Linked DNA regions of Homo sapiens: regions 1 and 2 are each linked to region 3. Evidence: chromatin loops called from intact Hi-C (ENCODE). Cell type or tissue: heart left ventricle. All regions are shown on one strand. Links, peaks and the distances in the headings refer to the core of each region. The heading gives the core; the rest is flanking DNA. Region 1 overlaps NPAS3 (neuronal PAS domain protein 3). Region 2 overlaps AKAP6 (A-kinase anchoring protein 6). Region 3 overlaps AKAP6 (A-kinase anchoring protein 6).

Region 1 (11,028 bases), core at 1,858-9,857, 300 kb before region 3:
CAGTGTGTTTATAAAGTCTGGAGTAATGTACAATAATGCCCTAGGCCTTCACATTCACTCACCACTCACTCACTGACTCACCTGGGGCAACTTCTAGTCCTGCAAGCTCCATTCACAGTAAGTGCCCTATACAGGAGTACCATTTCTCTTCTTTTTTCTGTATTTTTACTGGACCTTTTCTATGTTTAGATACACAAATACTTATCATTGTGTTACAACTGCCTACAATATTCAGTACAATAACATGCTGTACAGTGTTGTAGGCTTTGAGAAATAGGCTATACCATATATCCTAGTGTGTAGCAGGCTATATCATCTAGGTTTGTGTAAATGTACTCTATGACGTTTGCACAATGACAAAGGAGCCTAATGATGTATTTCTTAAAATGTATCCCCGTGATTAAGCAACACACACTGTACTAAAAATTATTATTAGAGTTGTTGCATAGCTAATATTTGAGTGTTTTCTACATGTCTGTTCTAAATGCTTCACACTATTAATAATTCATTTAATCTTTACACACCCCTAATAATGATTGCATAACTCCCATTTTACAGATTAGAAAACTGTGGTTAACTAATTTGCCCTAAGTCACATGTTAATAGGTGCTATGACCAGGATTCAAATCAGTGTAATGAGACTCCAGACCGTACCCACTCAACCACTTTACTACAATACCTTTCTTATGTCAAACTCTTCTGAAATTCCAGGGTAAGTGTGGTCTTAAAACCAGTTTTGATGCTCAACTTTAAAAGACTAGAATATCAAACTGCCTTAACCCGAAGTAAGTCCAGGAAATCACACACACTATTCTTGAATTTCTCCCTTGAAAATTAAAATTAAAATGTAAGGGACAATGCTTTGTATTTTCCCCTATTCCTATGAATCACATAATAATCTTAAATCATTCAACTGTTGCAAAGCTTCCACTGTGAAAATCTTACTTGGATTTCTTCTAAACCAAAATAACCTTCCAAAATATTCAGGGAAGATAACTCATGATGGTGTTATAGTCCTTTCTGAATGCTTCATTTAGACACCTACCAGAGATCCCTTCATGGACACAGAAAAAAATCTTAAACTGTCTCTATTTGATTGTGCTTGCCTAGCGCATTAAGTCCAATCCACCATGTCGCACCTCAGTAACTCAACACAGACTAGAAAATTCTTACAGTCAGCTTTCCCAAGGGATTTGTTAAGTTTCACATGCATTTAGTTGTGCAGTTGGCCTGCTTAAATTGATAAACTTGTAGCTAAATTCTTTCTGCAGCAGTGGGTCGTTGGGCTTATTTTTTTTTTTATCAACAAGAGAATAAATACTGCAAAAGAAGCTGTTACTATGTGTTAGTGTTAACCATTAGTTTTTAGCATAATTGAGCTTCCATTCCATTATCTCAGTAACTGATAAGTATTTATTTTTTGGATGCAGTTAAAGGGTGAAAGGGATTAAAAAGGGCTAACACTGAAATATAATTATAGCAAGAAAGGTAAGGAAATGTTTGTCCTCAATTCTGCGAAAAAAAAAAAAGAAACAAAAATTACGAATGAAATCATCATTTGTATTAAAACTCTCAAGTTGCTATGATGCTTGCCTATACAGGGAGACTCTCAATGATCTGCCCCATGAAGATGCTCTAGCCTAACTCACACAATAATATACAGAGAGTGTGAATGACTTGCCCAAGGTCACAAACCCCAACAACAACAAAGTTGGGATTAGATCACTGGTCTCCTAACTCTGCAATCAGAGCTCTTACAAACATACCAACCTCCCAATGTCTGTAGTACATCTGCATCTGAAATCCTGTTTCATCCTAAACCTGAACATCTATTAAATCAACACATTACAGTCATTCAAATCATCATTCATTCCCAATTTGCTACCATCAATACTACATTTATCAGAATTTGTGGAAGCCACCTATTTCTTTGTCTCCAGGTATCAGTAAGTCCTATCATTTACTTCTATATCCTACGTTTCACAACTCAAAAGCCTATCAGAAATCTCTGGCCTCAGACTTCCACCTTCTCTAATTCTGTAGGGCACAGGGCCACTTCGCTGTCTGAAAAAAGCAGGCTCCTTGCTTTGACTCCATCTCTAACATGTATTTGTCTATTTGCAACTTGACAGGATCCTACAAACAACCATAAGAATTCCCTTCCCTGAATAATTTTTTATTCCTGTTCTCAAAAGCCATCAATGGCTCCCAATTGCCTCTTGAATCAAATGAAAACACCTATCCAAATCTCTACACCTAAGTGTCTTCATCTCCATCCAATACATTTATTCAGCAAGTATTTGTTGAGTAATCATTGTGTGCCTAGTTACATGCTAGGCTCTGTGGGAAATTATGAGATATATGACATAGTCCCTGCTCTTATGGATCTTAACTATCGACATGAAGAAACAAAACATGCACACAAACATTTTTATAGCAGAACGAGGCTAGATAAGTCTAAGCACCCAGAGAAGTGAATGAAACACACAAGTGAAGTATTACTGGGAGACAATGTGTTTGTGTGTGAGGTTTCATGAGTTATACATGACATGAGCTGAGACTTGCTCCAGAAATGTACAAAATAATACATTCTCCAGGGTCAGAATTAGCATCCTTTGAATTCAGAGACTGCTGTGACCAGTCTGCCTGGAGTAGAGCCTTCCTGTGATTAGCTGTCAGAAATGAGGGTAGGAAGGAGGTGAGGCTAGGGAACAGTGATTCTTTAGGTACAGGCTGAGGAATCTGGAATTCATTCTCACACAAAAGGGAGGAAAAGAGATTACTAAATGAGAATGGAGCAAGAAGAAAATGATTATTTATGTAGCAGCAATATTCGGGGTGGAGTTCTAGGTAGGGACTTACTATACCAATGCCATCATTAGGAGATAAGGTCACTATCAAGAGTGTGTGCAGATGGAAGAAGAAAAGAAAGAACAGGCTGAAGAGGCATCCTGAAGGAACACTGCTAACCATAACTGCAAGGTACGTGCTAAGGTAATACAAGAATGAAGAGACTGTTGATAAAAAATAATGAATAATGAAGCTAGGAAAGGAGAGAGTGGTGAGTGTGAGGTGACGGCAGGGCACGTAAGCTCCATAGGAAAATTGGAGACTCAAATCACCTAAATTTCAGGTGAAAAAGAAGGACGTGCTCTAGATTCATAAGATACTAGCAAAAAAGTGAAGGCAAGAGATGATGTGTCCCCCAAAGCCCATGCCTTTTTCCTCAGAGGCACCCACCTACATTACCTTTCCCAGGCTCTTGCATGGAGGTGGGGACACAAGACTGAGTTCTGGTCAGTAGAATGTGGGTAGAGTTACTTCCAAGCTGGCCCCATATATACCTCCCACAGATTATCCTCCATTTTCTGTCCATTTCACCAGCTGAATGAAAGAGGTTCTTAGAACCTACAGGAAGACTCCTAGAACCTAGAATGTAGCTATTACAAACCTGCATCCCTGAATAACTGCGTAGAATGGAGACACACACACACAAAGATTCCCATTGGATCCGATGTAAAAAAGTAACCTTTGATTTTATTAAGTCACCGATACTTGGCACTGATTGTTACAGCAGTTAGCCTACTCTAGTATAGCTGCTTTTCCAAAAGAAACGTATGTCCTAAAAATACTCAGCTTTTCCAGCTAACGTTATTGTCATCTACAATAGCCTGCCTGCTCCCTCTGTATTTTCATTTCATTCTTACTTCCTAAAATGATTTCCCCCACACTAATCCTTGTCCTTCCTGGCCTTAATATTTTTGCATAAGTTTTACATCCTGTATTAAAACAGTTTCTGACTTACCCCAGCTGACAATAGTCCTTGCAATAATTTTCCCAACTCCATAGCACTTGTGCAAATATCTCTATCCATCTGTAACTGGTTATGACTATGTTTTTATGTTTATTTTATCTGTTATCATGTATCTCCATTTATATTTGTTCCATTAGATTATAAACTCAATATGAACAAAGATTGTGTTTCCTATTTCCTTTGTAATTTCCTACATGCCTCATATATTGCCCTACGCTGTCAGTGCTTCATAAACCCAACTAATTGAAGTTCAAACTTCTACTCATATACTTGCACCAGATACATAACAACTCACAAAATCTGTGTCTATAACATAAATACATGCAGAGTCTTGCAGTGGCACCCTGGTTTATCCAGCACATCAGGGAGTGAGCTGACCCACAGAGTTAATTTTGGCCATCAAATATAATGCAGTATGGAGAAACACAGTGGCTAAACAACCTGCCACACTTAGTCGGCATTTGAGCCTGAAATACTTTCTAGTAAATCACATTTTGGCAATAGTCATTAAAACAGGTCTCTACTAGACTTGGTAGCAAGCAAGTTCAAACTGATCAAAATTAGTTTACACTTATGTGACCTGGGCAACAACTGGCAAAATAAAAATAAAAATAAAAATAAAACATTTTATTTAAGAGGCTGTTGACACTCTCCAGGCACCATTAAATCCTGTTGCCAGCAACTCCTTCTTAGAAACTCAACTCCATATGGCATGGTGCTACCATTCTCTATTCCCCCAGCAGAGTGAAGGGTTCTCTCCTTTGTGTACTAGGTCATTTTGTATAAATGTCAATTGTAGCATTATCATACTATGTGGCAATTGTGAGCCTTTCTGTCCACTTCATCACAACTCACCACAAATACCTTGGAGACAAGGACTGAATCTTTTTCCTTTTCATATCTCCAGAGTCTATGCAACACTTGTACATCCTAAGTTATAATATTCAGGATATTTTTTATTACAAGCAACAGAAACCCAAGTTAAACAATCTTAAGGGGGAAAAAAACATGTAAGAGTAAGTATAACTGGGTCTAAGAAAATACATCACTAACAGATTTTTCCCCGGGCTATATATAATTTTTGGAGCATCTTTACTAAAGGTAAGAAGCTTATGTTGAAATTATTTTCCTCCAAAATATTAAAGGAAATAATTAGAAAAATATACATGTAATTACTAAAAATAAAAACACTTCAGTGGGGGAATACAGACTGGGTAATCATTTAGAAAATGCAACTGTGTTAGACAAGGAATATAACTTTTATTTTTTTTTTTTGAGATAGAATCTCATACTGTCACCCAGGCTGGAGTGCAGTGGTGTGATCTCTGCTCACTGCAAGCTCTGCCTCCCGGGTTCACACCATTCTCCTGCCTCAGCCTCCCGAGTAGCTGGGACTACAGGCACCTGCCACCACGCCTAGCCAATTTTTTGTATTTTTAGTAGAGATGGGGTTTCACCGTGTTAGCCAGGATGGTCTCAATCTCCTGACCTTGTGATCTGCCCACCTTGGCCTCCCAAAGGGCTGGGATTACAGGCATGAGCCACCGCACCCGGCCGGAATATAACATTTATAATAATACCCATCTAATTCCTCACAGTACTCCTACTGTAAATCAAGATATAGAAAAGAAGTTCAACTGAATTTTTTTACCACAATCAACAGCTGAAATTAAAGAAGCAAAAATTGCTATTCAAAAAACTAAATGACTGTTTAAAAGCAAATTTTGAGTACCCACTATGTTCCCTGGCATGTACTGGGCATGAGGAATAGAAACATGAATATGATGTGGTTCCAGCCCTGATGAAGCACACAGTGTGATGATGGGAAGAGGCAGGGCCACCACAACCCTCAGCACAGTGCGAAGGGGCTTTGAGGAGGCCTCCAGAGCAAGGGTGAGCAACGGGAGGAGGCCAAGAAAGAATGCTACTGCCTGGGGAGGGGCAAGGCAGGGGCATGCACTTCATAGAGGAGCCAGCACTACTGTTCTTCACCAAGAAAGAAGACAGGAAGAAGAACATCAGCCCAAGTAGAGAAGGATTAAACAACAACAATAACAAAGTGTTTTGGCAACAGCAACTATTCCCCTATGGGTGAGAGGAAACTACAGGGGAAGGAAAAGCAGGACAGGAAATGGGAAATTAGGTTGCAGGTGGATTGTGAAGGTCTCCTATAGGAAGCTGGGGAAACTGGAGCCTCATTCTGTACACAAGGGGGAGCCAGTGAAAGTTTGTTGAATTGTTTTAATTGAAGTGAAATTCACATGATACAACATTAATCATTTTAAAGTGAACAATTCAGTGGCATTTACTGAAAGAGATGTGAAACCACTACCTCTATCTAATTCCAAAATAGTTTCATCACCCCAAAAAAAAACCCCATACCCATTAAGCACTTGCTCCCATTTCCTGCTTCTCCCATCACCTGGTAACCACCAATATGTGTTCTGTCTGTATAGATTTACCTATTCTGAATATTTCATATAAATGAAATCATAGCATATGTGACCTTTTGTTTCTGGCTTCTTTCACTTAGCGTGGTTTCGAGGTTCATCCACACTGGTACATGTATCAGTACTTCATACCTTTTTATTGCTGAATAATATTCCAGTGTACATTTATAACACAATTTCTTTTTCTAATCATCTGTTGATGAGCATTTGGGCTGTTTTTGCCTTGTGGCTATTGTAAACAGTGCTGCTATGAACATGCATGAGCATGTTCTTATTTGAGTACCCATTTTCAAATATTTCGGGTATATACCAAGAAGTGGAATTTCTGGGTACGAAGGTAATTCTATGTTTAACTTTTTGACAAACCACAGAACTGTTTTCCATAGTGGCTGAACTACTTTACATTTTGAACTAGTTTGCTTTCATGCTGCTGATAAAGACATACGCGAGACTAGGGAATTTACAAAGGAAAGAGGTTTAATGGAGAACTCACAGTTCCACGTGGCCAGGGAAGCCTCACAATCATGGTGGAAGGCAAGGAGGAGCAAGTCACATCTTTTTTTTTTTTTTTTTTTAGTAGAGACGGGGTTTCACCGTGTTAGCCAGGATGGTCTCCATCTCCTGACCTCGTGATCCACCCAACTCGGCCTCCCAAAGTGCTGGGATTACAGGCGTGAGCCACTGCGCCCAGCCGCCAGTCACATCTTACATGGATGGCAGCAGGAAAAGAGAGAGCTTGTGCAGAGAAACTCCCGTTTTTAAAACCATCAGATCTCATGAGACCCATTCACTATCCCAAGAACAGCACAGGAAAGACCCACCCCCATTATTCAATCACCTCTAACAATACGTGGGAATTGTGGGACTTGCAACATGAGACTTGGGTGAGGGACACAGGACGAAACCATATCATTTCACCCCGGTCCCTCCCAAATCTCCTATCTTCACATTTCAAAACCAATCATGCCTTCCCAATAGTCCCCCAAAGTCTCAACTCATTTCAGCATTAACTCAAAAGTCCACAGTCCAAAGTCTCATCTGAGACAAGGCAAGCCCATTCCACCTACAAGCCTGTAAAATCAAAAGCAAGTTAGTTACTTCCTAGAAACAATGGAGGTACAGGCACTAGGTAAATACAGCTATTCCAAATGGGAGAAATTGGCCAAAACAAAGGGGCTACAGGCCCCATGCACGTCTGAAATCCAGCAGGGCAGTCAAATCTAACAGCTCCAAAATGATCTCCTTTGACTCCATGTCTCACATCCAGGTCATGCTAATGCATGAGGTGGGTTCCCATGGTCTTGGGCAACTCCACCCCTGTTGCTTTGCAGGGTACAGCCTCCCTCCTAGCTGCTTTCATGGGCTGGCATTGAGTGTCTGTGGCTTTTCCCGATACACGGTGCAAGCTGTTGGTGGATCTACCATTCCGGCGTCTGGAGGATGGTGGCCCTCTCCTCAAAGCTCCATTAGGCAGTGCCCTAGTATCAACTCTGTGTGGGAGCCCCGACCCCACATTTCCCATACCCACTGCCCTAGCAGAGGTTCTCCATGAGAACTCTGCCCCTGCAGCAAACTTCTGCCTGGACTTCAAGGCATTTCCATATATCCTCTGAAATCTAGATGGAGATTCCCAAACCTCAATTCTTGACTTCTGTGGACTGGCAGGCTCAACACCACATGCAAGCTGCCAAGGCTTGAGGCTTGCACCCTCTGAAGCCATGGCCTGAGCTCTACACTGGCCCCTTTCAGCCACTGTGGGAGTGGCTGGGATACAGGGCACCACATCCCAAGGCTGCACACAGCACAGGGACCCGGGGCCCGGCTCACAAAACCAGTTTTTCCTCCTAGGCCTCTGGGCCTGTGATGGGATGGGCTGCTGTGAAGGGTTCTGACATGCCCTAGATACATTTTCCCCATTGTCTTGGGATTAACATTTTGTTCCTCGTTATTTATGCAAATTTCTGCAGCCAGCTTGAATTTCTCCTCAGAAAATGGGATTTTCTCTTCTATCACATTATCCAGTTGCAAATTTTCTGAACTTTTATACTCTTTTTTCCTTATAAAACTGAATGCATTTAAAAGCACCCAAGTCACCTATTGAATGCTTTCTGCTTAGAAATTTCTTCTGCTAGATACCCTAAATCATCTCCTTCAAGTTCAAATTACAAACCTCTAGGGCAGGGGCAAAATGCCACCAGTCTCTTTGCTAAAACATAACAAGAGTCACCTTTGCTCCAGTTCCCAAAAAGTTCCTCATCTCCATTTGAGACCACCTCAGCCTGGACCTTAATTGTACATATTGCTATCAGGCTTTTGATCAAAGCCATTTAACAAGTCTCTAGGAAGTTCCAAACTTTCCCACATTTTCCTGTCTTCTTCTGAGCCCTCCAAATTGTTCTGCCTGTTACCCAGCTCCAAAGTCACTTCCACAATTTCAGGTATCTTTTCAGCAACACCCCACTCTACTGGTACCAATTTACTGTATTAGTCCATTTTCACACTGCTGATAAAGATATACCCGACTGGACAATTTACAAAGGAAAGAGGTTTAATGGAGAACTCACAGTTCCACATGGCTGGAGAAGCCTCACAATCATGATAGAAGGCAAGGAGGAGCAAGTCACATCTTACATGGATGGCAGCAGGAAAAGAGAAAGCCTGTACAGAGAAACTCCCACTTTTAAAACCATCAGATCCTGTGAGACTCATTTGCTATCACAAGAACAGCATGGCAAAGACCTGCCCCCATGTTTAAATCATCTCCCACAATACATGGGAATTGTGAGACTTACAAGATGAGATTTGGGTGGGGACACAGAACCAAACCATATCACATTTCCACCAGTGGAAGCTTTTAAAGAGGCCATCCCATGGAATGAACAAGGCAGTTAAGAAGCTGTTCTGGTTATCTGGAAGAAAGATGAGAGGGCCTCAGCCAGGACTACCATGGTGGGAATCAGAGAAGTAGGCACAATGATGGGGCAAATAGGAGGCAGAAATACCATGTAAGGAAGAGCCAAACACGATTCCCAGGCTTCTGGCTTAAGTAACTGGATGGATGGTTTGACCATTAACTAGGTTACAGAACAAGAAGGATAAATCCCTACTGAAGGGAGGGAGTTGGATGGGCTGATTTGGAAGAGCTGAATTATCCACTAAAGATGTCCAATGGGTCATCAAGAATTCTGGTCAACGGATGAGGGTTTGAGCCCATATTCCTTTTTCTGTGCTGAGCTGCCCAGCTTCAGTTTCCTACTAAAACAGTCCTCTTTCTTTCCTGTCTTCTTTATAACATTTCCCGAGAGCCACTTGTTTCTTTAGTGAAATAACAATTGCTCCAAAGACAGAATCTTGATTCAAGGAACTCAAAGTGCTTAAATATTTAAAATAGAAATACTAGAATGGGCTGGGTGCAGTGGCTCATGCCTGTAATCCCAGCACTTTGGAAGGCCAAGGCGGGTGGATCACCTGAGGTCAGGAGTTCGAGACCAGCCTGGCCAACATGGCGAAATCCCATCTCTACTGAAAATACAAAAATTAGCTGAGTATGGTGGCACATGCCTGTAATCCCAGCTACTTGGGAGGCCAAGGCAGGAGAATTGCTTGAACCTGGGAGGTGGAGGTTACAGTGAGCTGAGATCATGCCACTGCACTACAGCCTAAGCAATGGAGTGAGACTCTGTCTCAAAAAAAAAAAAACAAAAACAAACAAACAAACAAAAAACTAGAATGGCGAGCCTATCCAATTTTTTTTTTTAATTTAAGTTCCCAGTAGCAAGCAGTTATCTTGCAACCTGCATCAAAGATTAGCTTCTCTTTACATAAAATCATTTTTATTCATTTAAATTAACATCCATCATGAAAAAAAAATTTGGGGCTCTAATCTAAAATTTACAAAAGTTCAGTATGTTATTTTCATTTTGATATATTATTTCTGTCTTTTGCTGAAATGACAGAAGTATAAGTAGTATTCACTTGTCATAATTTTTGTTAACAGGATATTAATTTAATATACAGGAAGTCAGTTGGCAAGTATTCACTGTAACAGAACAGTGAAGTACCATAGAATGCCCAAACCATTTACATTTTGTTCTCAATAGTGTACATTAAGCACACTTGCACATTTAAAGTATTCATGGAATTTATAATATAGTATTTCAAACAAAGTAACAAATAACTTCCTATCACAGTCCATCATCTATACCCCCTTCCTCCAGCTCCCCCAGAAAACACCAGCTGCTCTATCACCTTTTAACCTACAAAACTCAAAGGATGATATCTCTGCATATTTATTGGTTCCCTTTCCCTGGGGCAGAAGGTAATTAATTTGACTTAAAAATCCTCCTCTTCAAATTCCTTCCAGGCTAGATAAGCTAAGATCCTGTTTATGTAAACAAAAGTGCTTTATTAAACTGAGCATGTGAGAGTGCCAAAAAGACCTGGAAAGATTTTCATGCTACCATTTTATTGATCAAAATTTGACTATATCTACAGAACCATGAAGATATATCGGTCTTTTAAAAGGTAACAATATCTTATTTTTTTTCCATTTTCTTAAACTAACTTCACCTTCATTCAAAATTAAAATCAATTTCCATAAAAATTCATTGGAAAGAATGCTTAATTTACTGTGGGAAATAAAAACCATAATCTGTCAGTAAAGCCCAGCACTTCTGCCTGACAAATGGAAAACAACCCTTAGTTATTTGAATATAAAAATACAAAATGGTTAATATTAATAAATGAATCTTTTGCCATATATGA
Region 2 (11,028 bases), core at 1,465-9,464, 110 kb after region 3:
ATGCTTCTTCATTCTTAATAGTCTGGAGACGTAAAGACTTGCAATATTTCAGGAGGATTTACCTGCTTTGTGAGATGCAATAAGCTCAAGAAGTTGGTGTCCTTCCTCCTCCACAGCTTCCTTGAGAGCACAATGACTGTCTACATTCAACTTAAAACTCTGCAAGGAAAAATATGAACATTAAACCCTGGCAAGGCAGTTACACATAAAACATCCATATAAAATTACTTGCTACTTTTTATCAAGAACCACACAGCCCAATTTACCCAATAGACAAACTAATTTGCAATACTAAAAGCTATTGATATTTGGGATCTGGGCTCAAAATGTTTCCATTAGATTAGCTGAGTGCATCTGTTTGGAAACAGCTGACAAATCTAGAAATTCATTAGGTTTTTATGAAAAGTCACATCCCGTAGGCTATATCAAGAGTAGCAGTGTTCTATAAAATATACTGAATTTCTGCTAGCACATATGAGCTCTTTTCTTCATTTTTTAGAAATGTTAGTGATAGCACTATTTATGAAACCATAAAAAATTGGCAGCATAAAATATATTAGCCTTATGTGCACATATATAAATCCATTAATATAGTAGGGTTTGATTCAGTTCTGTTTCTCAGATATCACACAACAAAGAACACAGTTGGAGATTCAGGTGTTGCACTGAGGAGTTAAATGTCTTTCAGATCTTTGCTTTTTAAAAGTTTATTCCCTATAATATGACACTGCCTTGTAAACAAATACATCAAGCACAATCCGGCATTTTTCACTCATGATAGTTATCCAAAAGACAAAAACTGCTGTCATAGTTGAAATCTAACTCAGAGCCATTTCTTTCAGGGTGCCTTCCCTAATGCTTTATGTGGAATTAATTACTCCCCCCTCTCCGCTCCTTATATCTGCTTCTATTGTAAAATTTATCTTACTATATGCTGCTTTATTTCTATCCTTGGCTACCAAATTATAAGTAATTTGAAAAATTGCCAGTTTTACATTTATCTCCAATTCATGTCACATACAAGTTGTTCAATAGATGTTTGCAGGAATTGTGGATATCCATTGAACAATAACACTCTGAAGGGGAAGGTTTCCATTTAAATATTTCAAGAAACATAGATGGCTTTCCAAAGATTTTTCCATCTCTGTGATTACTGGAGAGTAATCACAGTAACCAATCTATTGAACCAATGGTTAATTTGGGGGGTGAAAATTCATTTCTTGACTAATTGGAGCAAGCATGGATTTTGAAATACTGTGTGGCCAAATTCTGGCATCTCCATGATAAGTCTCCAAAATATATATGTTTGCTCTCACTAAACATTTATTGAGAAGGTCTGCACTGCACTGTACTTGGTATTAAGAATATTTGATAGAAGTTTGAAACGATACAGTTCCAGGTAAAATATAATTTTGCGTTAAAGAAGTAAATCAATCATAAATTGTGAAATCATGTATTCATTCATTCATCCACTTAGAAACTATGTACTGTGCCCATTCTATACACTGTGCTGGGCAATAGAGATTTAGGGAATATAAAGCACGGCCTCTGGCCCCAAAGGGCAACTGAACATGTTACTAGAGAATGAAGTGTAGCCTGAGTCATCCTGGGTGGTCAGTGGTGAGTCTGAACTCTCCTTTTCTTAGCAGAGAAAATGGATCTTTTTAAAGTTCAGAATACTGAAACAATGATCAAAAGAACCTAGAAATGAAGGAGATAGAGATATGCAGATCAAGCCTTGAAGTATAAAGATAAGAATTATAAGTTATTATAATTGTAAGTCATTATTAAAAGATGAGTCCAGAATGATGAATCATTTCATCTGACTAGAGGCATAAGATACAATAAAGTTTCAGCAGCCAATATAACAGAAAGTGACAATATCAGGTTTCCCCAAGGCTGTTCACTATTTCTTGTACTGTCCTCTTTTAGCCACAGGTATCTGGTTGAATAAAATAAAATATGGCAATGTATGGGAAGCCTCATACTTCTGATCAATCCAAACTATATATTACCTATGAAAAATTAAATGTTTGTTATTTTATAGTCAAAACGTGCCTGCACTTACTTTTTGCCACTGCCACGGACATCCTCAACTCTGAAGCAATGCCATGCAGAATGAGATACATGTGTGTTTTAGGGAGCAGGGACAGGGTAAAGAGAACACTTAAGATCACCCAAGAGCACCAATATTTAGGAAGAAACTTATTGTAGAAATTTTCTCATAACTGTAAATTTAGCCTAGGGCTCTCTTTGATTCACTGTTTACTTACAATAGACCTGTTTTGAATAGTTGGCAATCATGAGCTTCCAAAGAGGTGCATGATGTCTATGTCTCAGAGCAAATGGGAATCTAAGGAACCGTAAGTAGGTTGAATAATTTGATATAATTGAAGCCAAGAGTATAGAATAGATGCAGCTGGAACTGGCTCTGCTTCAAGATGACATGGAAGCATTTGATTAGGAAATTGGAAAAGATGAGGTATTCATTATTAGGAAAAAGATAATCTGATAAGCTCGATGCTGTAGAAAAGAACCATTTAACATAACTATTACCCAAATGGTACAATATTGCTTGATTTTCAGGTGCACCCATTAACCATTAATAATATCAACTAAGGAATTCACAATGAGCCTCTGAGAAGGCAGACGAGCAGACACATTAACAAAATTGTCAATGAAATTTCTGGCTGCTAAAGGATTCTATAATAAGCTCTCGCCATTTTGTCCCCACCTTTTCCCAAGGGAAGGAAGCTTGGATGAAAGGGTTTTATTTTTTTGTTGCTGTTCTTTCCTTAAACTTGATACTTGAACACATTTCCATTATTCAGCAATGCCCTATGGTGTACAGTCCCTCTGCAATATCCATAGCACTCCCTGAAAATGCAGAGCATTCTCTGAAGAACAAATTTATGGCAAGAATATTGCCATAGGCACGTACCATGGTCCTATGGCACTGATTATATGAAATTCCATAAATATGAGTAATCTGGTTCCTGGATGACACCAGGTCTTTTTTAGCATCTTTAAAGCAGCACGTAGATGAATGACTAGAAAAGGATAACTAAGGAAATGGAAAAACATGATGACTGAAACAAGCACAGGATTATCAAAGATTCACCAATGGGCATTTCTATTACTATAACCTCTAGCATCACCAGCTTGCATATATCTGGATGTACTACTTATTGGCAGGACCAAACTTTGAGAATTCCCACTGATTGTACTTTGGTCATGATCAGATTTGCAAAGCAGATAAAATAATATGTCTAATCCTTTCCACTCATATTTCTGAATAGCCCAGTTGGATAGTCATGTGGACATAAAACCAAGGAAATATACGCCTTGATGGAAACAGATATCCTGGTACAAGAAAAAGTGGGAAAGATCATAAGCACATTCAAAAGCTTAAATGTCCAGAGTGGTTCAATCTTAGTAGTATCAAATCACGAACACAGACTTTCGATCACCTGATGGAAATACTGTTAGTTTTGCCAGGTGCACTGAGTTCCATTAGTCTTGTGATGTTCATGAACAAGCAGAAAAGCCAAAAAGAGAGTCTTTTCTGGTCTAATTTTTGTTTTTTTATAAGACATAAATTCATATAATAAATATTTATTGAGTAGTCTTTGTCAAGCCTATAGATATGAAAGTTAACAATACACAATCCTTATCCTCAAACAGCTTATATTCTATTGTGTAAAGGAGATAAGAAAACAAGTAGCTTTATAAGACCCAGCGTAGAATAAATGTGTGATTAGGGTTTAGTGTATAACACAGAGTGGTCGGGCCTTAAGCAAACTAAACAGTGATATGCCTTGCCCAATGGGATTCAAGTTTTTTTAAAAAATTTTATATAGGAATTATGCTGACCAAGCAAAAACAAGGCTAAATTAGCTGGGTGTGGTGGCATGCACATATAGTTCTGGCTACTCGGGAAGCTGAGGCGGGAAGACTGCTTGAGCCCAGGAGTTCAAGGTTACAGTGAGCTATGATCATACCACTGCACTCCAGCCTGGGCAATAGAGCAAGACTGTGTCTCTAACATAAAATAAAATACAAACAAGATGGAAGTTTATATTCTGTATAATAGCTGGATAGGGTTTGTGGGAGCCCATGCTGGGATCCAGGTTCAGCAGAGCCTAGCAGGGAGCTTGTGGAGAAAGAACTGATTTGTACACGGGCCTGAAGATAATCCTACATTATAGCATGAAGCAGGGAGCCACAAGCAGCTCAGTGTGGCTGGGGCAGGGTGCAAGCAGGAGAGACAGCAGCTATGGCTACACAGGACTTGACCCCAAGAACCATGAAAGAGTCATGGAAGAATATGCCAGTGACATGGGAGAGTGGCTGGTGCAAATCTGTGATCTAGAAATCTTTCTAGCTGTTGCATATAGTGTTGATTTTTAAAGGGCAGACTGGAGACAAGGAAGCCATTTAGGAAGCTGCTGTGGTAATACAGGCCAGATGTTTCTGCGTGCTCATATTTTTTTTAATTAAAAAAGGTATGCTTTTCCTTCTAAGTGAATAGAAGAAAAAATGGAGAAAATCTTCTGTCTTTTTAAGTTTTTCTCAGTGCGTGAGAGAAGCATGTGCCAGAATTTAGTTCTTTGGCTGTTCTGATGATAAATACCAGAGGTTATTAGTCAGGAGTCTCCAAATGTGAAAGACATATTGAACTGATGAACTTTTACTCCCACTGTCATTTTAAAGAGATGGTATATATGCTGATGAATAAGACACTTGACGACACTTTTTCTTCACACAAAAGATTTTTACTACCCTAAGAAAATGAAAACTTGCCTTTTTACAAGGGCAGGAGGAAGAATGTGTGTTCAGTCAGAAAAGCCAAGCCTTGAAAAGTCACCTGCTATCTGCCTCAGGCCATCTCTGCCCAGGCTCCACTCTGAGCTGTGCCCAGAACCACTCTCCATTCTCAGAGGGGCTCCTGGGGGAGAAGAAAGCCATGATCCTCTGTGTAGTTTCTCTTCTCCTCTCCACAATGCCATCCAAAGAGGATGGGCAGAGGTACCAGTCCTCAAAATATATCTTTAAAATGCCATATATACCAAGAATCGGAAGATTTCTATGAGTAAGCATTTAAGAACCTCCTGAAAACTTGATCAGACATTAGATAGCCATCAAAATGAAGACTAAACAATCATATGGAAAATACATAGAACATGCCACAAAAAATGAAGATTCCAAATTGTATCTATGATAAAATTACATATATGTAAGTAAATAGTCTTAGTACTTAGAAAAAGACTGCAAAAAATACAACAAAATGTTAATATAATTTGTACAGGGTTGAACTTGGAGTTACCATGGTCTGATCTTATGGAACAAGTTCTGGGTGCTTTAGTTTTCTGAAATATAAAATGGAAATCATACTATCTAACTTGCAGGCAGCTGTAAGAATTAGAGATAATGAATGTAAAGCATTAAAACACGGAGAATTGGAGATAATAAATATAAAGCGTTAAAGCAGTGCCAGGCAATGAGTGAGGCTAAAAAAATCATTACGAATTTTAAAATTCATTTTCTCTATTTTCCAAATAGTCTACGTAATAGATGGTACTTTGTGACATTTTCAGGTGATAAGGGTTCTTTATTGTTGAGGTTCTCTGAATTCCTCAAGGGCAGATACCAGGTTTCCTTTGCTGTGTGCTTCTACCCAGCACAGGCCTTCCCACAGAGGACCCCCCAAAACATAAATGCTGCTGTATGAGACATGGGGAAGAGCAAGCCCAGACTGATAATCCAATGATTGGGTATTCCTTTTGCCTCAAGTGTGTGCCCTGGGATGAGTCATTTAACCCACCGTGGCTTCTATTTCCTTATTTATCATCCAGGCATTTGGACTCAATATTTTCCAGCCCTTGAACACTTTGGTTTTATCTTCTCTAAGCCAGGCAGTTAAGCATAGGCAGCTTGGGAGAATTTTGATTTATTTTAAATCAGAGCATTTTCAAAAGGGGAAGAATCCCAAAGGCTATCTAACCACTCATCTACCCAAGGGCAGCTCTGTCTCTCAACCATCCCAGGCAGATGTGTCCCTTCTATTTTTAACCACCTCAAGGGAAGTCTCTTCTAATGTCTCATCCTGAGTCTGCAACATTTCTTGTAAGGAATTTAAGAGCTCTGTGAAGAGCAGTGTAAGCTTCCCACTGCTTCACATTCTTTTGCCAAGTCATCCCTCCAGTGCATGGGTTGGAAATCAGAAGCACTGTGAGAATATTCCAACAAGACCCACACATCCAATCAATCAACAAACCCTGACCATTTATTTCCCCTTCTTCATCTCTCCTTATTGACTGACACTGCCTTAGATTCAGGCTTTCATCATCATCCCTTGCCAGGTCAACTCGAATCACAACCCTCCTCAAAACTAGACTTATTTCTTATTTGTTGCATGTCTATGAAGGTGCAGGTAGTGTCTTAAGCTTGAAGGATATGGCTATAAACAAGATAGACATGGTCCCTGCCCTCACAGAGCTCACAGCTGTGTGTGTGTGTGTGTGTGTGTGTGTGTGTGTGTGTGTGTGTGTGTGTGTTGGGGTGGGGGTAGGGGACACTGTGTAAACAAGGAATTGCAGTCAGCTGTGTCAAGAGAGTTATGACATGCTGTAGAATGGGGCTGTTGACAAGCAAGGGCTCTGGAGCAGGACAGCCTGTGTTCAAATCCTGGCTCCTCCATCACTCACTGTGTAGCTTTGGCCAACCTCTGTGTACTCAGTTTCTTCATCTATAGATGACGGGAAATGTTAATACCTACTTCATGGGGTTTATTGTGAGGATGAAATGCCTTGATACATGCAGAATGGAGCCTGGCATACTGCAATAATGCAAGTGGCTTTATTATACAAAATGACCTTCCTACAAAACAGCTCTGACATTAAGACTCTCCAATGGCTTGCCAGGGTAGAGAATAAGACCCAGGCCCTGAGCATGACCTACAGGGCCCTCTGAGATGCCAGCTAATGCAACTTCACAGGCTACATATCTGCCTTGAAATGTACCTGGATTGCTTAAAGTTTCCAGCTCACACCAGCTGTCTTGCTCCGATTCTACTCTGGCTGGCACTTCTGCCTGGCAAGCTCTTCCCCTTGAAAAGCCCTGGGCATCCTTTAAGATTAATCTCAGGTGTGACCTTCTCTAGCAAGCTCTCCCTAACCATCTTCCACCTAACTGGTTTCCCCACCCTTGGCACCCATAGTACTTGTACAGAGCTCAAACCTTCACATACTACGTTGTGTTAAAATTATTGATGTGTCTGCTTCGCATAGATGAGTTCCTTGAGAGTAGAACTCTTTATTTTACTCATTTTTGTATCCTCAGTGTCTAGGACAGTGCCTGGCACACAGCACATAACTAGCAAATGTTCAGGGAAATGAATGCATGGAGATTTGTACAAAAAACCTCCCATGTAACTTTTAAACAGCTTGTGGCATTTTGGGAGACACTGATACAATCACTCTTCACTTGGAAGTAGTTGATAAATGTCCCCAAATTTTACTCAGTGAACACCATGTAAATGAGCTGTCATGTTCCTTCACTTACAAAATTACTTGCCAATTACAGTTAGATGATCCCAGCGTAATTGCCATGTAAACTGTACCCTGGCTGAGATAGCCCAAATCATCAATTAACTTTGCCCTCTCATCATGTGGTACTTACCACATAATTAAATAAATGGTCAGCCGCTACCACAATTGTCTATTTCCCCAACAAAATGAAGTGGCTACATTTGTCATTGATTTATCAGTTATGACAATCTGTAACACACCTCTAGGTATAAAAGCAGAAGCTTTAAAAAATAAAAGAACTCTGTACTCTTGAGAAAGATGTTCCAAGTTTTTGATCAAAAAGATAAGCATTATAAAACCTTTGTTTTCCTTTTGAAAAAAAAAAAAAAAAGAGAAGACACTGAGATATGAAGACAAAAAAATCCTCCTTCTTCCTGAGGAGACTTTCTTCCTGAAACCTCAGACAATAAAAACATTTCCAAGAATTTGAAAGTGAATTTAGCTCTTCAAACAAGTTACACAAGTTACAATTTATTTCAAACAAACAGTTGCTTTTTTTTTTTTTTTTGGTGCAAAGTAGATGCATCTTACTGAAGCTGACATTCTTTTCTGATAGACTGGCTAATATGTTATGCAAGAATTAGATAGAAGGGAGAGATCCTGAATGTTGACGGTGGCTCCAAGTGACAGAATTTTCATTTGCTTCTCTGGATGCCATCTCCACACCTGACACAGGTAATCACATTCACTTCCCAGCATGGCCACATTAGGCCAAATGGATTCCCAAACAGAGGTTCTGTCTAAAGGGACCATTTGACTTCCAGAGGCCCTGATTGAAAAGGAGGTCAGTGCTGGCCCAAATATTTCTCTACCCCCTGAGGTGGAATAATTGATGTGCAGCAGCCCCTACAGATGTGGATTCACAAGAGTGATAGATTGATATAAGTATATTATTCACACGTACAGCTGCTAATATACAGGTCCCAGTGCAAACACCAGGACTTAAGAATATTATGTGGATTTAGGACAATCCCTGAAGGACTCCAGTTCCATTAAAAATTTGTTTGGCAGCCTGGGGCAGATCTATTCCAACTCCCACATGTTTCATGCATTTGAGAGGGGGAACCAAACCACTTTAAAAATAAATTTAATAAATTTTGTAATGTCAAGTTATTAACATCCTGTCTAGTCATACCGTCTTCATATTTTAAAACAGTAACATTTACCTCTGAAATTAAAAAACATTCAAATATCGGAGTTAACATTTTATCTGAGAAGACATTCCTGGTGTTTTTTGTCAAAGGCGATAAATTGCATCCTGAAAACAGAAGAAAATATTCCTATTTTTCCCTCTAGAGATGTTTTTCTTGTCACAGATATACCAAACAATACCTAGAAAGCCCTGTGACAAGTCCATTTTGATTTGTAAATGGTAGAGGAAATAACTTGTAGACATGCTCAGTTATCGTTTGATGATTTATAACATTTGTTAGAATCTGTTGCCCACAGTGATTCTAACACTGCTTTTATAAATGTTCATTCATTCATTTAGCAGATTTTGTTTGTTTGTTTAGTTTTGTTTTGTTTTGTTTTGTTTCTGAGACAGAGTCTTGCCCAGCCACTCAGGCTGGTGTGCAGTTGTGCAATCTTGGCTCACTGCAACCACTGTGAGCCACTGTGCCCGGCCTTAGCAGATATTTTTAATACCTATCATGCATGTGCAAGGCTAGGAGTTGGGGGAGACACCAAAGAGACAAAAGCCATCCCTCAAGTAGGTGACAGCATCAAGAGAACAGCTGAGGGGAGGGTGGGCAGGGAGAATCTCAACTTGTCTAAGAACACCCAAGCTTCTCACACCAAATGTTCTTGGGTCTCTAAGGAAGATTCCCCCAAATGATAAAAGCATGCTCATCCTCACATAAAACATGTTTATTTCACCTTCACAACAACCCTATAGATATAGAATAGGCATTTTTCTGGCTAATGTAAAGATCTAGAATTTTAACTTAATATTATTTATATCAGGTGAATTATTTCAAGATTCCAAAATTCCACATAATGCAATAGAGAAGTAGGGTAAGCTCATGAATCTACACATGGAGAGAGATTGTAGGTGACCACACCCCAGCTCATGTGAGTCTCTCATCCATGCACAGTGTCCTTCAGCCTGTGCATGGAGCCTCATAGTGTGAGGCTTGTCTGTAAACTTTTTCTTCAATGCTTTGTATAATACTGCCCTAAATAGGAAGTGCTTAATAAATGCAGTGTTTCCCCGGCATTCTAATTAAAAACAATCATTATTTCCTAAAGAGAAAAATAAAGTAATAAATTAGTAAAATATCTGGGCACTAACAATTTTCAAAACAATAACTACTGGGTATTATGGCCCAAGAGTCCTTAAACTGAGACAGGCAAAAAGTACATTCCCAGGTGCTTTAAACAGTGCAGGAATCCTATTTAACTGAAAAGGGAAGCTAACACTATTTGTCTTCTAGATGCACAAAATTAGAGTTACATGAGTAAAGGAATGTAGTCCAAGACTTTCATATGTCCAAACTGAGCCTCCTACGCTACCATTCCCACATACCAACCTCAAAATGCCTGTATGCTATAAATTTCTGAAAGACCCTTCCATCCCTGTGCCACCAAAGGAAGAAACTCAAGGCCAGGATTTGAGTGGTATTCCAAGTCCACCAAAGAGAAGTAATGTTGCCACTTCCCACTAAACTCTCTGCGACTACCCTTAAACTGGTGGGAATCAAGGGGGACAAGCAAATGGGACTTCAAAGCCCGTGTAAGGCCACCAGCCTGCTCATCAAGGCTGAGGGAGGTGGGGGCAGTCCAGTGAAACTCTCATAGCTCATGCTTTTGAAGTTTGATCCACTGCTCCCATTAGCTGAGCAGCACAGCCAAATGACAGCTGCTGGTCTTGTGAAGCTTAACTTGCTGGGGCCTTGGCTGCCTATGGAGATGCTGGGAGAGATGGGCACCAGGAAGTGGGAAAAAGAAAACCCTGTCATCTCTTAACTTCAAGCAATGAAAAACGGAGCAGAGGTAGAGACAGGAAGGCAAGCAAGAGAAAAACAGCTGAAAGTATTTGGGGAAATTTTCCTGTATGGCTAAAAACTCTGTAAGAAGTATATTGGTTTTTCTTATGAGACAAACGAAAGCTGTTTAATCAGAAATATGATATAACATGAAGATCTAAAGAAATACAGATGATAAATGCATGCATATATCTTTGAGAATTTTTTTAGACACTTCATAATTAAATTGAATCTGTTTTTATAAGTATTTAGTATAATGACACAATAAGGAAACATTTTCAAACCCTTCACGGATACCAAGACTGTAAGCACTGTCTGTAGGAATTTGGTGCTTCTGTGCCACCATGTGGCAGTCACCTAAAATTGCAGGCATCAATCTTAAAAGGAACAACAAAGTTCAGGAAGGTGTGTTTTAAAAGTCTACTACTATAAACATGGCCTCAAAACTCATA
Region 3 (9,810 bases), core at 317-8,316:
CAAATATTTCTAGCTTTCTGCATTTCAGGCACATGGTAGGGCTGCATTTCCCCCATCTACTTTGAAGTTGGTTGTGGCCATGCAATTAGTTCTGGCCAAAAAATTTTGAGTGGAACTGACATGTGTTTCTTCCAGGTAGAAGGCTTAATGGCCAGAGTGAGACCCGCTAGAGCTCCCTTTTCTCTCTACCATAGTAAGGGAATATTTAAGACGGTGGCTGTGCCATTAGCCTAAGTCTAAGAGTGAGGACAATGCCAAGCAGAGCCAATAGCCAACATGTGATGGACATGTAGTATGCATGAGAAATAAATCTTTGCAGCTTTAAGCCTCTGAGATTTGGGGCATATTTGTTATCTTGGCATACCCTAGCCTAGCCTGACTAAGGGACAAGTTCTGTGCCTTTTTAGGCTAGCTTCCTAACCTCTTTATGTTTTTGGCTCAGGGTCTATGAATTAAGGAAAATAATCAAGATCCCTGTGAGCATTAAATAAGATAATGTGAATGGGGCACTGACACAATCAAATTTATTAGTAAAATCTTACTATTTGATAAGTTTCTTTCTCCCTCTATCCTACACCCATCTCAATACCAGAAAAACACACTCACATATACATACACATAAACACACTTCTCTTTTTATCAAATGTTGAAGAAGATAACATCTGTTTTTGTTCCCTTTTCTGGATTTCTTCTCTCTACCCACTCTCTTCCCTTCCCAATGCCTTTCTATTTTAGCTAGATATTAAAATTGATATTTAATTCAATATCATTCTCCTGCGCCTTCCCCACAGAATATCTGCATTCAGTAGAGTGCATTCTTCTTTACCCCAAAGAAATGAATCTTAAGAATGGGATTAAAGGCAGTATGGTCAGTTGGTAATGCAGCTAGCTGGGTTGGAGAATTCCCTAATACTCCAAATTGATATCCCTAGGACAACCACAAATGTGCTTCTTTCCAAAGTTAGACAATGTTATGAGATACGGACATAAAGGAAGTTAATGAGTTTAATGTGAAAGCACTATGGGAAAACTTTTCCCTTGCGCCTTACCATCTATTCTGAACAGGTACCAGGACTTCTTTTGAAATAACTGAAACGTTACCTAGGTACCTTTTAGCCCCACATTCCTGCTTTAGGAATACATTCAAGAAGTTCTAATAAACTATAAAAACTAGAACGATGATAAAAGACAAATTATTTAGACCAAATAGCATATGTACCTTATACATTTCCTTGTGGTTATAATTATGATAACCAATGCCTTCCTGATGTAATTACATGGAACATTAAGCCTATCATTTATCTTTTTTATATTAATACCTCTTTGTCAATGATAATATTTGGTTTTCATCTTTAAATTTTGATACTCTTTTTTTAAACAAAATAAATAACCCCATTCATACCATAGCTGTCTGTAAAGTTTAATCATACATCATATAATTTTTTGCCAGCCTCAAACCAGATTAGCCCCAATATGAATATAACCACTAAAGATAAGTAATTTAAAAACAGGACATACTAAAAAGTAGGTGAGGGTCACTGCTATGAAGTCACTAACCTGAAACATATACATAGTTTTGAGTAGTTCAGGAGCCAAAGATGGCAGTGATCCAAAAACCTTTTCTTATCAGAAATTTAAATGTTCCTCTACTTTCTTTTCTAGAAACTAGAAAGAAATCTACAAATATCTGGGGCTAAAGCAAAAGCTATCAGCTTAACAAAAGAGGGAATACTACGCATTCCCATCTAATTAAGTAAAAGTCATTTTTCAAAAAATTAAAGGCTGAAATTTTTTGCAACTTAATCCAAAATTTTATTAGCAAACTCTAATTATTATCCTGATTGGAAGTAATAAAATCTCCCAAACAGGTCAACTAATTTAAGTGCTATCTGTAATCATTTGGATTTTAACATGATGGTTATTACTTATTACCCTGAAACCAAGCAGCACAATGAGATATTGATTACTTTTAACCTTTAGATCCAAGGATTCAAGAAAGGTCAGAGGAGGGGAATACTCTACCTCTCTTGGCTGGCAAACGGATAGCCTTCAGGAGAATTCAAATGATTCCCGTTGGCCAAGTACATCCAAGATTAGTTTATTCTCTAGGCTAACAAGAAATGATGATACTTTAAAAAATAACACTCAGCACATATTTAGTGAGCATTACATTTACATAACCAACGGCCTCAGATGTGCTTCACATCACAGCAAGTCTCAGACTGTTAACCCTTTACCAAGTTTTGTCTGTGGAAGCCTCTTTACTGAAATGAGATAGTAAATATAGGAGCATTTATTGGAATAAACTTATCTCATTGAACTCAGAGTTCTTAGTAGATTCCAAAAGGCTGAATACAATCATTGGCCACTGTTGGCCACTAGCATTTCTTTTGGTTTTCTTTTTCCGTGACAGCATTTAGAAATATTTTTCACATTTGTGCTGCTAAAAGCATGAGTTCTAGGTAGGGTCCAGCAGAATTACAGGCAAGAGAAACATAACTGTTATGTGTTAGATTAATTTGCAGAACACTTGGCATTATTATTGCCAAGTCGTCAAATTGTTCCAAGTTGTTCCGGAAGGTTGTTATTAATAGTATGTTTTCTGAGGAAAGTTCTGTCTACTTTTGGAACTGCATTTCTGTTGCCAAGGAAACTCCTTTAAGCACAGTTTTCTAGGAGCACACTGCTGCTTTTGTTTGCCAGTGTCCTATTCATATCATCTAAGTAAGCGTTTTACGTGCTCCAGCCTTCAGTCCCAAATGTTGAAGTTTTAGCCCATTTAAGTTGCTTTTTCAAACATAGCTAATGCCTGCTATGATTTCCCTCTCTCCCTTTCTCTCCCCTCACTCTCCACTCTCCATCCAAGCCCCCCTCTCCCCGCCTTCTTCCCACTCTGCCTCCAACATGCCCAACTCTTACTATTCAAGTTTTATTTTTTTAAACAGTTGCATTAGGGCAGATAGTTTTCACAAGTTTTTGATAAATTAACTTCAATTTGAATAATAATTCCATAGGTTGTAGCATTAGTCCTTCAAGTGTTAATTATCTTTTCACTCTAAAATTAATGTACTCATTTCCTACTGACTCCTGTACCCCATTTATTGAAGTGCTGAGGAAAACATGTCATTGAGTCCTGAGCCAGCCCTGTTGTGATTAAGCGTGGTCACATGGCCCATCTCTGCCAAAAGGAGGGCCCTGAGAAAAGGTGACAAAGACAGTGATTTCCTGTCAGCAAAGAGTACGACAGGGCTGTCTAGAAGTGATGCAAATGAGGGGAACTTTCCCCACGGCTCGTTTGATCCACTCTAGGCCAGAGCCAGCCAGGCCAGGGAGAGAGGGAGCAGCACAATGCCTCAGAGGCCAGCCCAGAGAGCCAACGCACCTTCCGGACAGTAGCTCACCCGCTAGAGACAAAAACTGCTGGCGGGGCTTCCCTTCCTTGCCCCTCCACACACACAGCCAACTATTTCTTGGCATCCTATTCTCTTAACATCTTTTTTTTTTTCTTTTTAAAGAAGTGATTCAAATAGGAATTACAGGCTCCAGCATGAACAGTGTTTCAAACATTGTTGAGAAACCACATTCATCTACTTTTTCTTCCCCTAAACATTTTCAGGATAAGTTTTGCCCTCTCTCAAAAAAAGAAAAAAAAAAGGAAAAAAAATATATTCAAGTATTCATAGCAAACACTGATTCATCAAAGCTCAAATTAATATGACAGTTAATCTAAGGACTTTTCAAACTTTAATAAAAATGAAACAACAAATTCATTTCTAGATAAGCAGTGGAGACAGTCTAGATCTTTCCATTCTGATCACTTTTTAAATGACTAGATAATGTTATTTGAAATATTATAATGAATTTAAGCATATTCTTCTTATCTTAATGGAGTTTTAATCTAACATACTATTAAGCTATACAATTAATCTACCAGGAAAAGAGGTAAAAAATTACCATTAAATTCTTGTGCCTGATATATCTAGAACATTTTTACCTTGACTGCTTCAATAACTGTAATTTGTTTCATTTTGAACATCAGGGTAGAGATGTAACATTCAACACTGAAATTCCAATATAAGGCCTAATTAACAGAATTTAATTTTTTGACTCGTCCTTCTATTCTGTACACCACCATGTGAATTTTTTTTTAAAAAGTTAATGAATTGTCTTCTATTTCAAGTTTAGCTACTGTGACCTGGACCATGAACCAACCTAACATTACACTTTTAGGGGCTCAAGTTTAGTCATAAGAATATCAAATCACATCGGAAATTAGTTAGATCAATTTGGTCCAGAACAAAATAAAAGAGAGCTATTCCAGAAAGCTGAAATGTGTGAATTTATGAAATACAGGAATAGTGTGATTAATCTGTTTTCTGAGATTAGTTCATATCTATGACATCATTTTGATATCAATAGTTATAAAATAGCAAGTCAACTATGTTCCATACTTCTTCTTGTACTCTATATTTCCTATTCCTCAGAATTTCTAATTCTATTCCACACGTATTTATATTTAATAATTATTATGGTTAGAAATTTATTTACCATACCATTCTAAGCCCTTGTATTTTAAAAAAATCCTAAAAGAAAATGTTTTCACATCTAAGTATCAAAACAAAATTTCTTCAAAGGAAGTATTATCTCTTTTTCTTATAGAAAGTATACATTTTGCAACTGGACACATTTCCCTCTTTGCTTTCACTACCAGGAAACTCAAAATATAACATTGGGATCATGTTTTAGTAACTGTGTAGGGCTTTGCAGTTTATATACAGGCATATTAACTCTTCTTACAGATGCAACTTCTAGTCTATGTATATTTTCTCCAGTCTGATTTGTATTTATGTTTTTAAAATATTTATATTATTTTCATGTTGATTCTTATAAATAACCCCAAATTCATAGCAGGGTAAAAATGTAATTGATCTGTTTAGTAGCCATTGTATTATATAAATGAATGGTCCTTTTCCTTTTACACAGAGGACATGTTTGGACTTATATGAATGAAGCCATATGAGTAACTAACCTACAAAATTAAGTACAAAATCTTTAGTATAAATTCTCTGAAAGTACAAAGATCTCAGTTGAATTGGATACTTATTTAGTAGTATTTTTAAGCTGGAAGAGTTATTTTTAACCCTTTATAAATCATGTACAAATCATGTTGCTTAACAACGGGGTATGTTCTGAGAAATGTATATCCCTGCTATAATCTCTCCCTTTCTCCCCACCTCACTTTCTGGTCTCCATTCAAGCAGTGTTTCATGATTTTGTCACTGTGTGAACATCCTAGAGTGTACTTAGATAAACCTAGATGATAGAGTAGATGGTAGAGACTATTACACATCTTGGCTATACGGTAGAGCCTATTGCTCCTAGGCTACAAACCTGTACAGCATGTTACTATACTGAATACTGTAGGCAACCGTAACACAATGGTAAGTATTTGTGTACATAAATATAGAAAAGGTATAGTAAAAATATAGTATTATAATCTTATGGGATAACCATTGCATATGTAGTCCTTCAAAGGCCAAAAATCTTGTTATGCAGCCCATGACTATAATCTAATATTTTATTGATGAGGAGCAGGTAAGCTATCGTTCAAGGAACAAATATATAAGTGGGGTGTTTCAGTGAGCTTCATACTATCTGAAAACTCTTGTTTAATTATAACAATAATCACCAGGCTGCAACTTCTGAATTTGGCCCTTGAAATTAACCCTTGGAGTCTGGAATTCCAGACCAACTTCGGATCACTAGGAGATCTGTCATCTGTGCTCTGTAGGTAGCAGCGAACTGGCAGTCCTTTGTGCATAGGTAAGGAGCCTCTGATAGGGCACACCCTCACCATACTACAATGTCAGCTGTACCTGCTGGGGAGGACAGTGCAGCAGCAACAGCAGCAGTCTGAGCTATAACTCTCTAAACGTTGAAATGCTTCTAGGTCACTCAGTCTATAACACTTAGAGAATGGGGGAGGAGGTGTCATGAGCTTCCCCAAGCCCAAGAATAATGCCACCTTTGATCTGTAGAAATGAAAAAATGGAGCTTTTCCTTCACAAGTGGGTTTTAAATATTTCTCCATTAATAGTTAATGCACATGCAGACCAGCAGAGTGACAGCTCCCTGTGATTATGAATTCTGGCGTCGTAACTCTAGTCCAAATAGGAGCTGAACTTTCAAAATCATAGTGGTTACTTTTGACAAATTAAATTGTCCTACTTAGGAAGAGAGGAGGAATGACGAGAAAGAAAGTGAGAGAGTGGGTGCAAATTCTCCTTCGAGGTAATTCTCAGGTTGAGGAAGAAAAAATGAGAAAAGACTACATTTGTGTTTTCTAGGCTGACGATATTGCCAATGTTCATTAGAAAATAGATATAGAAGGCTCCTATTCAGAGGTAGAGCAAGACAGATAAGGGGGAAGGGAAGTCATTGGCAGTATAACTCACTGTCTCAAAACAAAGAAGAAAGTACATTTAAGGGAATGGTTAGTTTTTAATAGGAATTAGGTTGCTCTTGAGACTGCAGTTTAAAATTAACTCAAAAAATGATCTTAAATTTCTAACAATATAAAAATAACAAGAAATAGTTCAAATAGAAAGTCCACTTTATAGCCCATTGCAGTATTAATTAAGGTTTCTGAATGATGTTAAGTTGTACTAATGTAGTCTTTGCCCATTAAATCCAATTATTTGTCTTTATAAATTCCTTGTGTATTTTGCTGGCTTTGGATTAGCCTAAATATCACAATAGATGCTGTACTCAGGATATCTGCTGAGTGGATAGTCTAGGGTTTCTGTATTTCATACAATCTGTAGTTTCATGTTTAGGAGGTAAGGCTAGCTGATTTTCTAGTGCAAATCAGGATATAAAAATATATAGGTAAAGTCAGGAAGGTAATGCCTAATGTTGAAAAAGCTAAATAAGCTTCACTCTCACTGACTAGCATCTTATTAGATTTTATCTAACCTGACATTTCTAAACACATACCTTGGGGATCAACCTAGGACTTCATAAGTGCATGAGTCAGGGTTTGGGCATAAATACTCCAGGAAAGGGGTTGAGTGATGAAATACAGAGAGACACCCAGGGAGAGAAGAACAAAGGTTTTAAATGCTCTAATAGAAGGAATAAAGATTCGGTCCTGCTCTACAGTTTCCTAGGATTTTTGCCATCACTCAGCTGAAGATCTCCCTTAGAAGTTTCACCTCATCCTTTTCGTTAATACTAGGGATGATGAGCTTCATTTTCATCCTTGATTTTTAAACTCACAACTGTTGGTTCAATATCAGCTATATAAAGTGTTTGTTCAATAACGTTTACAGTACAAGTTTAAGGCATTTTCCTTGTTGTTATATAAGTATTTTAAGAAACAAAGATGGTATAGATATGTTGAGATGGACTGGGAAATGCTGTAAAATGGGTTGGGAGGTCTCGTTGAGTTGTCACAATGAGTGGGGAACATGAAGAGTAAATGTTCTGTAGTGTAAAAGACAGGCCCACAAACTAAAAAAAAATTGTTTCGCCCTAAATGTCAATGGTGCCCTTAATAAAAAAGGTTAATAAAGCACTGGTATCTTTTGGGGTCAACAAATACAAAGATTAGAGATAAATAAGGTAGTCTCAAATTGTATTTAAAACCTGGCAAGGCCTGGGCACCAATTGAAAAGCTTTACTCCTTCAGGGGTCTCTATGATCAACAGACCATAAATACCCCTTTCTCAAGGCATCAGTTCAGTTGATTCCTGGAAAAGCAGATTAGAACAGAGGAATAGGATATTGAAAATGTTGACTTAACCTGGAAATCCCTGAGGATTCTTGAGAAGACATGAAATTAATTCTTCTCATCAATTTTTCTAATTTAGGAGCCACCTGAAGTTCTACATGACTCCTCAGTCAATATCCTCAGGGTTATTCTGGAGGCTTCCAAGCCTCTGGAATAATTTGGGAGTGCACATAAAGAAAGACCCTACAGACTAGCAGCATTTTCTACTGGTTTCTAACTCAATCTTTAATTTTGCTTATAAGCCAAATGTAAAGTTAGTGCTGGTCTAATGAGCAGAGCTATGTTAAGCACCTAAAAGCAGAAGAATGGTGACAGGACGTGAGTCACAAATGAAAAATCACAGTACAGAAAATGTTTGGAAAAATACTATAACCCAGAAGTTCTGAGTGGGTGGAATAATGGCCTTCAATATGCCAGAATGGGAATTTTCAGGCAAAGCACTTATAAGGAAACTGCAAGAAAAAAGAAGACTGCATTTTTGTTCAATGATTTCCTATTAATTGTGATGTAAATTATATGAATGTGATTTTGACAAAGAATAGCACTGTTTCTGAAAAAATAGTGGCTTATGTGCAAAATAAAAAATGCATCAAGAAGAAAAGAAATATTATTTGGCATCATGAGTGCAATAAAGTCCGAGATAATGGCTTATGGTTAGGTAACCTTTTATATTTTTCCCATTTGGCTCAATTCTTAATACTTAAGTCTTAGGGATAAAATATTTTTCTATCACTAAATTAATAGAGATTTATATGCACGTTTTCATATGTAATTCCTGATCCTGATGTGAAATGTGAAGTCATCTAGTTTTTGTTAAATTAGGTTGAGACTGTTACTGTAACAATATGTTATGCCAGAAGATATATTAGATAGCTGTGTTGTTAATGTGGACAGCTACCCATACAGGAAACAGCTAACAGTCAACAAACTCAATTAAGGTTGGACTGCATTCTTTAGAGAATAAAATGTCCCCATTTGCTGGGTCCCTGGGGAGCTTATATCTTCTCTTAACTGAGATGATTCCTAGGGGACACTAATTAAAGTCAACCAGACCCTTGAAAAGTACAAATATCTCTCTTTAGAGGAGGTAAAAGTTAAAATCATTTATTAAAGAACGGTAATTTAAAATGATACCATTGAAGAAGAAAGAAGGCAACTTTTATTTGACCTTGAATGTACTTCTTATTCTATAAGAAATTTTTAAAAACTAGAAGGTAGTTGTTTCTTGTCATTATACTGTTGCTGATTCTGTGGTTAGTTATTAATTTTATTTTTTATGATTCACAATCTGCTCTTTGAAATATGCCATATGCTCAAAGCAATTCAAGGATGACAACTGTCAGAATTACTCCAATAAAAATTGCCTAAATGAGGAAGATTTACTGCAGTCTGATATTTCAGTGGAAAGTCCCTCTTCCCTCCCCCTGACAGCTTTTGCAGGCACTGTGAATCCTGCAACCATTTTTTTTTTTTTTAGGCAAAATCACATGATTGCTTTATAAGAACTGCTAAGACTATTTAAGTAGAATTGGTAAAATACAGTAGGTTAAGGGTGAATTAGCAAACATGGAAAACAATATAGATAGTTATTAGATGGATTGCCTACAATCAATACATGAGTTTCAAGCCAGTTTTCTTAAATCACATGGAAATGTATTGACTTAATATGACAACGTCTGCTCTATGTATCACTAATAAACATTAAATTGGATGAGGCCTGTACTTTGGCAGCAGCAAGCCAAACCAAAGGCAAATTTCTTTTTTCCCTGGGAAGATCTGAGGGGTAGATAGAATCCACCTGAGTGCTCCAATCGTACCACGTTTTGTTAAACATTACTAGTCCATTTATCCTTCATTTTGTTTCAGTCTATTTATGAATGCAGTTTCATTTATTGCTATTCATCTTGAAGATAAATCTTTGTCCTTCTATAGAATTACAGCAAATAGAATGTGATAAAGGGAACTTTCTTGCAATTATGATGTCGGTGCAGCCTGTCAGCACACAAGGGATGGAAATG

What was found. A loop is a pair of places that touch in the nucleus more often than their neighbours do. Peaks named below come from ENCODE experiments on the same cell type or tissue, not always from the same donor. Only the 100,000 strongest peaks of a DNase experiment are listed, where the experiment ranks them.
Region 1: it touches region 3 in a loop (2.3-fold over the local background); 9 of 110 quality-filtered maps call a loop at or near these places.
Region 2: a loop joins it to region 3, with 2.3 times the contacts of the local background. A loop is called at or near these places in 16 of 110 quality-filtered maps.

The regions. Positions count from the first base shown.
Region 1 is chr14:32,993,572-33,004,599 of GRCh38, reverse strand. All of the region lies in intron 1 of NPAS3 (neuronal PAS domain protein 3), which reads right to left. Among named protein-coding and RNA genes, the nearest start is that of NPAS3, 60 kb to the right of the region's middle. In heart left ventricle, for the core only: CTCF peaks have their summits at 5,827 and 6,035 (motif pointing right); no DNase peak of the experiment used is centred there.
Region 2 is chr14:32,588,541-32,599,568 of GRCh38, reverse strand. AKAP6 (A-kinase anchoring protein 6) reads right to left here. Exons shown (of 14, transcript NM_004274.5): 6 at 63-159. Among named protein-coding and RNA genes, the nearest start is that of AKAP6, 260 kb to the right of the region's middle. In heart left ventricle, for the core only: no CTCF peak of the experiment used is centred there; no DNase peak of the experiment used is centred there; H3K27ac peaks cover 265 bases.
Region 3 is chr14:32,696,252-32,706,061 of GRCh38, reverse strand. All of the region lies in intron 9 of AKAP6 (A-kinase anchoring protein 6), which reads right to left. Among named protein-coding and RNA genes, the nearest start is that of NPAS3, 240 kb to the left of the region's middle. In heart left ventricle, for the core only: no CTCF peak of the experiment used is centred there; a DNase peak (open chromatin) is centred at 3,331; H3K4me3 peaks cover 491 bases; H3K27ac peaks cover 2,715 bases.